Linked DNA regions of Homo sapiens: region 2 is linked to region 1. Evidence: read pairs that join two places in POLR2A ChIA-PET (ENCODE). Cell type or tissue: Panc1. All regions are shown on one strand. Links, peaks and the distances in the headings refer to the core of each region. The heading gives the core; the rest is flanking DNA.

Region 1 (5,373 bases), core at 184-5,183:
AGACTCCGTTTCAAAAAAAGAAAAAAAAAGAACAAAACCTCAAGAGTCAATGTGTTGACTGACTCTAAATATGGGTTCCTGGTGCTCCATGCTCATGCAGCCATAGGGAAGGAAAGGGGACTATCAAGAGCCAAGGGATCCCCCACACAACTTTACTCAGATCTTGGAACTTTTAGATGCTGTCCAACTCCCAAAGAAATAACAATTACTCACCGCAGGGGACACCAGAAGGGAGACACTTTTATTATTAGAGGAAATTCCCTGGTGGAAAGAGCAGCTAAGGCCACAGCTAAGGAAACCCTGGTATTTCAGGCTGCTGCGCTACTACCAGGTACTCCATCCGTGTCAGTGACACCATAATATACCCCTAAGGAAATTAAAGGGACTGAGTAAAAGGCTTCCAGGGAGACCCATCTGGATGGTTGCTAGAAAAGAACAAACTCTATTCCTGAGGCTGACAGATGGGAAATAATTAAACATTTTCATGATTCCTCACATTTGGGACAGGATTTTCCATTTAAATTAGTTTCCTAAATATTCTTGCGGAAGGGACTGTTCCAAACTATAAAAAGGGTTACCACTCAGGAAGCCACCCCATACCCCGATCCCTGCTTAAACCTGTACAACACCAAGGAACATACCATGGTGAAGACTGGCAGACAGACTTAAACCAGATGCCACCTTACAGGGGACTACAAGATTTGCTAGTATTTATAGACACTTTCACCAGGTGGATAGAAGCTTTCCCCACAAGGACAGGAAAAGTATTGGAAGTGTCTAAATTCTTAAAGAAATCATTCCAAGATTTGGATTACCAAAAGGTTTGCAAGGTGACAACTGACCTCACTTTACAGCTAAGGTGACCCAGTGAGGTCATGCCTCAGCCTTAGGCATTACCTATCTTCACTCCTCATGGAGATCTCAGTCTTCAAATAACATAGAAAGCCAATCGCGACATTAGCAAAACTCTTTCAGTTTGGGGGCTTGCCTGCCCTGCGTCACTATCATTGTTTCCTTGGGTTTCCCAGGAATGTACATGTGTCAGACTGCCGCCCTGCTTATAGATCTGTTTCCCTGCAAGGAAACAGGAATATGTTGCCTGTGGCTTCCAGAGTTGGAGATACATGTAGTTGCACCCCTGAGGGCTAACATTTAATTTTGGAATCAAGTGATGCAATCAGACTGGTTGTTATCATTCTGTGGTATATATTTAGTGAACACATTCATGATTGAGTTTCCTGCTTTTAGCTGGAGCAAGAAAGTTTTATAATTGTGATTTGTATGAAAAAATCATAGGCAAGGGAATGGGTGTAAAATAAACTTTATTGTCAGAGGTTTCTACAGGCTCATCCTTCAAGGAAAACGGACGTATGCTGAAGAGCTGATAAACTGTCTACAGCAGTGTTATTCTAACCTAATCTTGATTCCAAGTTCTTGCCATTTTCCTCCAGCTGCTGTTGACTCCAGTTATATATAGGATGGGGGAAAGGGGATTATCTATGAATCTAGGCATCACTGTCTCTTGGGCCCTTATCACATTGGCAGACTGAAGGGATGTGATTTCTACAATCAAACTATCCATTTGGAGTACAAATCTGGAGTGGCTGTAGAATTCGGTTCTCAGAGATGAGCTTGCAGATTTGGACTTTCAATTGTTCTGTTGTTTTAGTTTTTCTCATCAACTGGGGAACTGTTTGTGACTAAGCTTTGTTAAAAGTAGAGAAGAGCTTTTCATAGTTCCAACATTAGTTGTTACCCGAAACAAACAAAAACACACACACACAAAATTAAACAATAATCTTTGGTGAGGTCTTGCTGATACCTGAGGCTGGAGTGAGAGCTGACTGGTGATACAGGCCAGGTGCAAACTGAGTGTAACTAAGTGGATAATCTCCAGTAGTGAACTACAGTCTAGAAGAAGATAGTAATAATAGATTGAAAAAAAAGTCTCCTGAAATGAACTAGCTGGCCTGTGGTGTAGGACACAGGACCCCACCCACCTTATGATTCTAAAAGCCTTGCTCAAAGCCACTGCAGATGAGTTCACTAGGTCTCTACCACCTCCTCAGCATCAATTGACTCTCCATAATACTCCTCTGGAGAGAAATAAGGGTCTTTCAACCTCCCAGGAAGGAATTTGCTTAGCCTCAAATGTGCACATTCAGAAATAGCTTGTCATAAGAAAGAGAGGATAGTTTGCAGAGAAATAACCCTCCTAAGTCCACATCCTGTTCCTTTTAAATAAGAGAGTGGTGCCAAGGGAAGAGCCCTAGAATGTCAAAGCCAACAGGGTGCTCAGATACCACCCAAGTACAGTTCCATCTTTGGCCATAAGGAGACAATGGTGTCAAGAGGCTAAGGCCGTATGATCTGTAGGTGAAAAACCTGGGATGAGAATCGAGGCCTCAAAACTTTTCCACTACATCACAGAGTTTAGGAGCAGTTAGAGGGAAGGCTTCAATCTGGAGAACACTAACAGGCTCTAGAGATTATTGGGTCATGGTGGCTGGGACAGAAATAAGGATTCACAGAAAGATGTTTATAGTAAATGTTCTTTTGGGATTTTGCTTGATAAAAAGGCAGAGCAAAAGTAAAAATTTATTTATTTTCTTTTTTTTTTTTAGACAGTTTCACTCTTGTTTCCCAGGCTGGAGTGCAATGGTGCAATCTCAGCTCACCACAACCTCCAGCCCCTGGGGTTCAAGCAATTCTCCTGCCTCAGCCTCCCAAGTAGGTGTGATTACAGGCATGCACCACCACGCCCAGCTAATTTTTTTTTTTTTTTTTTTTTAGTAGAGACGGGGTTCCTCCATCTTGGTCAGGCTGGTCTCAAACTCCCGACCTCAAGTGATCCTCCCAAAGTGCTGGGATTACAGGCTCCAGCCACCACACCTGGCCAAAAGGAAAAATTTTCTAATTGCAATTCTGAACCACTTAGGGGTTGTGAAATCAATATAGTCGACTGCTTACTACTGCAGGCTTTATTTAAATTCTAGGTAGGGTGGATTACACATAGTAAAAGATTTTTTAAAAACTGATCACAGGCCAGGCGCAGTGGCTCACGCCTGTAATCCCAGCACTTTGGGAGGCCGAGGCGGGTGGATCACGAGGTCAGGAGATTGAGACCATCCTGGCTAACACGGTGAAACCCCGTCTCTAATAAAAATACAAAAAAAAAAAAAAATTAGCTGGGCATGGTGGTGGGTGCCTGTAGTCCCACCTACTCAGGACGCTAAGGCAGGAGAATGGTGTGAACCCAGGAGGGTGGGGCTTGTAGTGAGCCGAGATCATTCCAATGCACTCCAGCCTGGGCAACGGAGCAAGACTCCATCTCAAAAAAAAAAAAAAAAAAAAAAAAAACTGATCACAAAGAATTGTATATTTCTCACTGCATCTTGTGGTCAGAAAAGTTTGAGAAACTGCTCTACATAGGCAAATTACAGGTTCAACCTCTCCATCTACCTCTTTATCTCTTCTCTATTTTCCATGCTATGCAGACAAGACCATGGAGAGAGGAAGGGAAATTCCATCAAAGGGTGGTGTTAAGCCTTTTCTATGAGGTAGCTGCACATTTGGGGCACTTCAATAATGGTTACTTGAGATTCTAGTAGATAGATTGTCCTTTTCATCTCTAGCCACATGGTAAAATTACTTGGGAGTGTTTTAAGACTACTAGTGGCTTCCACCCACCTGGAAGCGTTTAAATCAGAATCTCTATGTGTAGAGTCCAGACACTTGTGTTAGTTAAAACCTCACCGGGCTTTATAATATGACAGAGTGGTTTAAAGCTACGGAGTAGACCCACCCTATTTCCTACCTTTCTCTTTGTTTCTCTTTCACCATAGGCTTCTTTCCCATGAAAAAGTACAGATTTTAGTCTCTGTTTTCAGAGTCTCAAGTAAATCACTCTCTTTCTCAACTGGACTTCCAAGGCAAAGATTTCTTTCTATTTATCTATCTGCATTTTTACAAAGTTGGCCTCTGGATTCCCTTTTGCCAAACCTAATTCACCACAAAGGTGCCCCTCAAGTCAAGGAGCTGGGCTTTCATACACCTGCACCTGTCAATCATGGGTAAATATTTTGCAGGCAGGGTTGCTGGGTGCTGTGGGATTGACATAAACTCCCAGGTATTGCCAGCTCTGAGCCTCAGGCAAGCTTGTGACTAAGTGCCTCCAGTAGTCTGAGGATAGTCCTTACTCAGAAGGGTCTGTGGAAGCAAAAGCAAACATAGGCATGAGAGGGTAAAAAAAAAAAAAAAAAAAAAAAAATCTCATGTCATCTTGGCTTATACCTAACAGAACTTGTGCAAGAATGGATATTAAGGTGGGTATTGTACACCACAGAGCTTAGTAAATACCAAGTCTGGAGTTTAAGGGATAGGCTGAAGAGATTTTGCAGGTTTGTAAACATTGTTGCCAACTTGAACACACTTTTGTTTGGGTTTGGTTTTTCTCCTCAGTGGTAAGAGCTACGCACAATAGGGTAGCTAAGATATTATAATTTGAATCAATACATTTGTATTTTGCCAAGGACCAAGATGAACTATGATGATTTCAATTTTTTAGTACTTTATTTTCATCAGTTTGAAAATTAGGACTTTTGCTCTTTTTGACTTATGGCACCTTTTTGGTTTTCACACTTTCTCAAAGACCAGTAACTTAGAATCTAAATTACGATTGCTTATTCTTTCACTACTCTAGGGGAAAGTTGAGTTAATCTTGACAAAATGTATTCAATTAAAATAATTGTTCTCTTAAATCTTTTCTTTCTTTCTTTTTTTTTTTTTTTTGAGATAGAGTCTTGCTCTGTCACCCAGGCTAGTGTGCAGTGGCACAATCTTGGCTCACTGCAACCTCCGCCTCCTGGGTTCAAATGACTCTCCTGCCTCAGCCTCCCGAGTAGCTGGGCCTATAGGCGCATGCCATCACACCTGGCTAATTTTTGTATTTTTAGTAGAGTAGACCACAGATGGGTAAGGATGATGTTTGCCTCCAGCAACCCACAAATTTATGGGGACTTCCAGTCACAGACCTGTGAATCCATGATACCAGGTAGGCCATCTTGGGATTGAGCTTTCCTAGAACTAACCAGGCAACAAGAATTGAGATGACAAAAGCCTCAAAGGGATGGGACTTCTTAAGACAAACCCCAAGAGCTTGTCATGGTCAGAACAAAAAGTGTGCTGGGGTTCCCAGCCATTTTCAGACAGGCCACCTAGTATGACCTGAAAGTTACCGCCTCTTTCCAGATAGTGGAAACCAAGAGAAAGCGCTTCCACTTGGTCACAAGTCAAGCTCTCAAGGACATAAAATAAGATGAGAAGGAACCTCAACCAGTACCCCCTTTTATGACAGAATAACACATAGAGACA
Region 2 (5,373 bases), core at 160-5,159, 450 kb after region 1:
ATTCACCCAGGTCTGCTGACACCAGGGCCAGGCACAGAACCGCTCTCCACCCGGACTTTACTGGGCAGAGAGCACCTAGCTTAGAGAAAGAGAAAGAAGTCAGCACCCACTCCCTGGCTCAGCTGCTCTGGCAGTGCGCCCTGGCCCAGATCCTGCCCCTTGAGAGGCCTCCAGCCCTATCCCACGCTGCTGCCTCAAACCTTATTCATTCTTTTTTTTTTTTTTTTTTTTTTTTGAAACAGAGTCTCACTCTGCCGACCAGGCTGGAGTGTAGTGGCACGATTTCGGCTCACTGCAACCTCCACTTTCCCGGGTTCAAGCAATTCTCCTGCCTCAGCCTCCCGAGTAGCTGGGATTACAGGCTTGTGCCACCACACCTAGCTTTTTATTTATTTATTTATTTTGAGATGGAGTTTCTCTCTTGTAGCCCAGGCTGGAGTGCAGTGGCATGGTCTTGGCTCACTGTACCCTGGGTTCAAGCAACTCTCCTGCCTCAGCCTCCTGAGTAGCTGGGATTACAGGCGCCCACCACCACCATGCCTGGCTAATTTTTGTATTTTTAGTAGAGACGGGGTTTCACCATGTTGGCTAGGCTGGTCTCAAACTCCTGACCTCAGGTGATCCGCCCACCTCGGCCTCCCAAAGTGGTGTGATTACAGGCATGAACTACTGTGCCAAGCCCACACCCAGCTAATTTTTTATATTTTTGGTAGAGACGGAGTTTCACCATATTGGCCAGGCTGGTCTCGAACTCCTGACCTCAAGTGATCTGCCTGCCTTGGCCTCCCAAAGTGCTGGGATTACAGGCGTGGGCCACCGCGCCTGGCCCCTCCTTATTCATTCTTCAAAACATTTCTCTGCTGCCACCAGTGAACCTGGCTGCCTCAACTGGAAAACAGACACAAGAGTGCCTGCCCTGCCTGATGCACAGGTGGGCATGAAGGAGAGAGCGAGATGCTATGTGTGAGTGAGGGTCTCAGACACTGACATTGAGTGCTGTGTGCATGGGAAATTTTGCTAAAGGATCTTCACACCTCAGGAGCTGGGATGTGTGTGTGTGTGTGTGTGTGTAAATGCAAGCGTGCTTCAATGTGAGTGTATAACTGTCATTGTGTGGGTGTGAGTGGGTATGTACACATGGGAGACTGTGTATTCATGTGTAGGTATGTGAGTGTGTGTGCGTGTATGTAAATGCAAGTGTGCATATATATGTGTGTGTATGACCATCAGTGTGTGAATGAGGGGTATGTACACATGGGAGAGTGTGTGTGTAGGTACGTGCGAGTAAGTGTGAATGACTACAGAGGCCGTCCAGGGCTGGGGAAAAAAACCTGTGCCTCAGTTTACTCTGCCCTAGACAAGCCCTGAGAGGCAGCCTTGCCCCCCTCTTCAACCATCGCTGGAGACCCTTCATCCCGCCGCCAGGCCACCAGCGCACTATCTACCCGCACTCTCTCTACCCCACCTCTGGGCATATATTATTTTGCATATGTTAATTTCAATAGCTCTGAATGAGGCGCTGACAGTCAAAAGTCGCTGAACTCACAGCTTAGGGCTCTCAGGCAAGGCCTCTAACTTCTGCGAGCCTCACTTTCATCCTCTAAAAATAGGCCCAATGGAACTGTTGTTCTTGCGCGCACCCCTCCTCGCTCCCAAGCCTTCGTGCCCAGTCGTCGTTGGTGTGGTTAAATTCATGTTGTTTACTTTGTGCCCCAAATGCCAGGAGTCTCCCCGCCCCCTCTGTCCCCTTCCCTGACCTTCAGCCCGGGCAACCCCAGGAGGTGGGGGAGCCCCGAAGGGACAGAGATGGCCCTCCCGCGCGCTGCGGCCACAGGTGTGCCCGAGCCTCCCGGCTGCGCTCCCCCGGGCCCCGCCCGCCGCGCCCCGCGGTGTCGCCCTCCCCTGGCAGCGGCGGGCACTGCGCGGGAGGCGGCGGCGCGAGGCGAGCCGGGCGCGGCGGCAGCAGGGACGACCCAGGCTGGAGCTGAGGCCGAGCTGAGGGCGCCCGAGCCCCCCGCCCCGCCCGTCCTCTGGCTCCGCAGCGCTCAGCCCCGGGCCCGCGGAGACATGAACGCCCCGCGGCCCCACGCACCCCGGGCGCAGCGGCCCGGCCCCGCGGCCCCGTGATGGGCTCCTGCGTGTCGCGAGGTGAGGGGGCCCGGCCGGGGGCGGGGGGATCGGGTGCCGGGGACCCGCGCAGTCCCCTCGCCGCTCGGAGACCTGGGGGATGGGGCTGGCGACCCGCCCTTCACGGCCCCGCCGCACCCCTGGGGACGCGGCGTCCTGAGGGGGACAGAGCTAGGGACGGTAGGGGGCGGGGGCAGCGCAGAGAGCGCACGTGCAGAGGTCACCGCATCCCCGCCCCAGTTTGCAGCCCCGCAGGTGACACGAAGCAGGGTCCCGTGCCGTGCCGCGCTCTCATCCCTACAGCCACACACCCCCTGCCGGGTGCCTGGGAACCAGCTCTGGTTCTTCCTGGCTTCCCGGAGGAACTGCGGGCACCGGGAGAACTAGCAGACCCTCCCTTTCCCACCCCTCCCCAAGACACAGGTCTTACCAGCTCACCCCCACAGCCCCTTCCCACGTCTTACCGGGTGCCCCCATCTGCAGAGCCCCTGAACCCTGTTGGCAGGAAAGGGTTAATGGTGGGGCACAGGTTATAAAGAAGGTTCCCCTGCCCCCTAATCCTCCTCCCCACCCCCATCCTTGGACAGGGGACAGAAGGGCCAGAGCACAGCTGATGTTCCCAGTTACCCCTGGGCCTTTCTCTCTGTGTCTGACCTGTCACCCTCCACTCTCCCCCACGTGGTACCCAAGGAGGTGGAGGGGACCTGCCCTTGCCTGGGGGCCCAGGGCAGGCCCCAGCCTCTTCTATCTGTGAGGAGGGGACACACAGTCTTGCACAGAGATTGGGGGATGGGCAGTTTGGTCTTTGGAGCCCCCTACCTCCACCCCCACCCATCACCACCAGCTTTCCAACAGGCTGTTGGGCAACATTTTAGACAAGCGATTGGGCTGAGCCCTTCTCCCACCTTGGTCTGTTCACCCCACAGTGGGATCAGGGGGGTGTGACTGGGAGTGGGGGTGGCTTTGGCCTTGGTTCAGGCTCTGCAGGCTGAGGCCAAACCCACTGACCACCACCACACCCATCACCCCTAGTAGCTTACCCAGAATAGAGGGGACCTTGTCCTGGGGGTATTGAGCAAGGAGCACAATGACCTTCCCCCATCCTCTGGACTCGAAGGGCTTCTGCTCAGGAGTTCCTGTGGGCATTCAGGTAAGTGGCTCAGGATGTCTCTGGGAGGTATCGGGGTGGAATCCCGGCTGGGGAAGGGGAAGGTACAGGGTCAGGCTGTGTGGGGTTCCTTTACTTATCCATGCATTAAGCTGATATTAACATGATAGCTGCCGTGTGCCAGGCACCGTGTGCATGCTGGGCATCCAGCAGCAAGGAACCCAGCACAGCACCTGGTACGGGAGGCCTGCAGCCTAGCGGGAGGGGAAGGAAGTTTGAAGAGTGAGGAGTGCTGAGGGTTCTTTAGGAGCACCAGGCTCCAGAAACCCCAAAGGTTCTAGGCAGTCTCTGGCTGGGGCCAGCTCCAGGTGGAGGGGATCTGAGTGTTTCCTCAGTGTCCCTTCCCCTTCACTTGGCCACCCCATATCAGGCACCTTGGGGTCCCAGCCCAGAAGGACTGGCCTTTGAGCTGAGAACCCACTGAGCATGGGACAGAGGCCGGGGAGGAAGAGACGCCTGCTAAGGTCACCCTGAGAGGCTGGGGCCCAGGTCCTCTGACCCCACACCTGGGGCTCCCTCCACCGCCCCCTCTGCCAGGGCTCTTTGGGGCCACAGCAGCCAAGATACGCTCTCTCCACCCTTCCTTCTGCAGCCTGGGCTTCCTCAGCGCCCCCCAGATCTAATTGTATAGTCCAGCCTTGTCCCCCTCCTGAGAGGACGGGGCCCCTGGCAGTCTCAACATGCATCCAGGAAAGTTGGGTTGAGGTGAAAGGAATATGGGGAGCCATGTGGGCAGGGGACAGCCAGGGTCCCAGAGACTCTGGGTGGCTGCATCACTGACCCACCCTGCCCTCTCCTTATCACTGATGCTCTCCGAGTGCATACTAGTCTGAAAGTTTTAGGCAGATAAAGCTAGTTTGGGTTATATATGAACACAGTCCCTATCTTACAAGTGGGAAAACTGAGGCAGAGGGCAGTGGAGTGACTTGTCCAGGGCCACACAGCTAGGATAGTATAAGCCAAGATTTAAACCATGGCATGCTGACTCCACAGCCTAGGGCCTCAGTCTCTGCACTCACAGCCAGCCCTCGGCCCTGGTGCCTGCACCTGTCTACTCTCCTGGAGCTGCAGGCTGCTGTGGGCTCCTGAGCCCCCCACCTGGCCCCTGCACCAGCAATCGATTGCTAATCATAGCCTCTGAGCGCTCAGTGCCTCCTAGGCCAGGTAGGCACTGCTACAGAAGGAAGGGTGGAGGGAGTGCGTCCACCCTTGGCCAAGGCCAAGGATTGCAGGCCTCAGGCTGATGCCCATACTGAGCCCAGAGCTTGCACCCAGCTGGGGCCACCCAGCCAAACCCCAAAACCTAGGTCAGGCCACACCTGGGAAAATCACCCCATCCCAGCATCGGCAGCAGTTAGCGTCTGCCTAGTTGGTAGAGAGGCTAGGAGTGCAGAATACGAAGCAGGGCTCCACCATTTACTAGCTCTGTGACCTCAGCAAGTGACTTGACCTTGTGTGTGTATCTCAGTGTTCCCATCTCTAAAATGGGAATTATAATAGTATTGATGTCATAGGGTTGCTGGGCGGACTAAATGGCTTAATTCATGTAAGGCATTCAGACCAGTACCCAACACATAGTAAGCACTCGTACATATTAGCTATTGCTCTCATTTTTACTTTTAATTTTAATATTGTATATATTATAATAGAGACAGGCTCTCACTATGTTGCCCAGGCTTATCTCGAACTCCTGGCCTCAAGCCACCCTCCCACCTCGGCCTCCCAAAGTGCTGGGATTACAGGTGTGAGCCACTGCACCCGGCCTTTAATTTTTATTACCTGTCTGTGCAGACAGCTAATGTGGGCCTTCATGGCTGGAAGGGGAAACCTACAGAGGTTTTAAGCCACATCCTGCCTCATGGGAAAGGCAGCGGGTGGCAGGCACTCGAGGTGCTGAGGACATTGAGAAAGTGATTGGGACCAGATTAAGGCAACAAATGCTGTTTCCAGGAGCTATTTTGCATTCATTATCTATTTTTAAGCTACCGTTTGTTGAGCGCTTATCCTGAGCTAGGCTGAGCCTTTGCTCTCCTGACCTAGTTAGTTCTCATTCAACCCTGTGACAAGGGATGTGGGGC

The links. Peaks named below come from ENCODE experiments on the same cell type or tissue, not always from the same donor. Only the 100,000 strongest peaks of a DNase experiment are listed, where the experiment ranks them.
Region 2: POLR2A ChIA-PET joins it to region 1 with 10 read pairs; 3 of 35 experiments call an interaction of 5 or more read pairs at or near these places.

The regions. Positions count from the first base shown.
Region 1 is chr1:16,524,729-16,530,101 of GRCh38, reverse strand. No RefSeq gene overlaps it. Among named protein-coding and RNA genes, the nearest start is that of TRN-GTT5-1, 6.8 kb to the right of the region's middle. In Panc1, for the core only: no CTCF peak of the experiment used is centred there; no DNase peak of the experiment used is centred there.
Region 2 is chr1:16,070,196-16,075,568 of GRCh38, reverse strand. It overlaps FAM131C (family with sequence similarity 131 member C), which reads left to right and starts at 1,918. Exons shown (of 7, transcript NM_182623.3): 1 at 1,918-2,148. The coding sequence starts at 2,127. RefSeq lists an enhancer at 1,156-1,655 and a silencer at 1,864-2,023. In Panc1, for the core only: a CTCF peak has its summit at 1,903 (motif pointing left); no DNase peak of the experiment used is centred there; H3K4me3 peaks cover 1,044 bases; H3K27ac peaks cover 153 bases.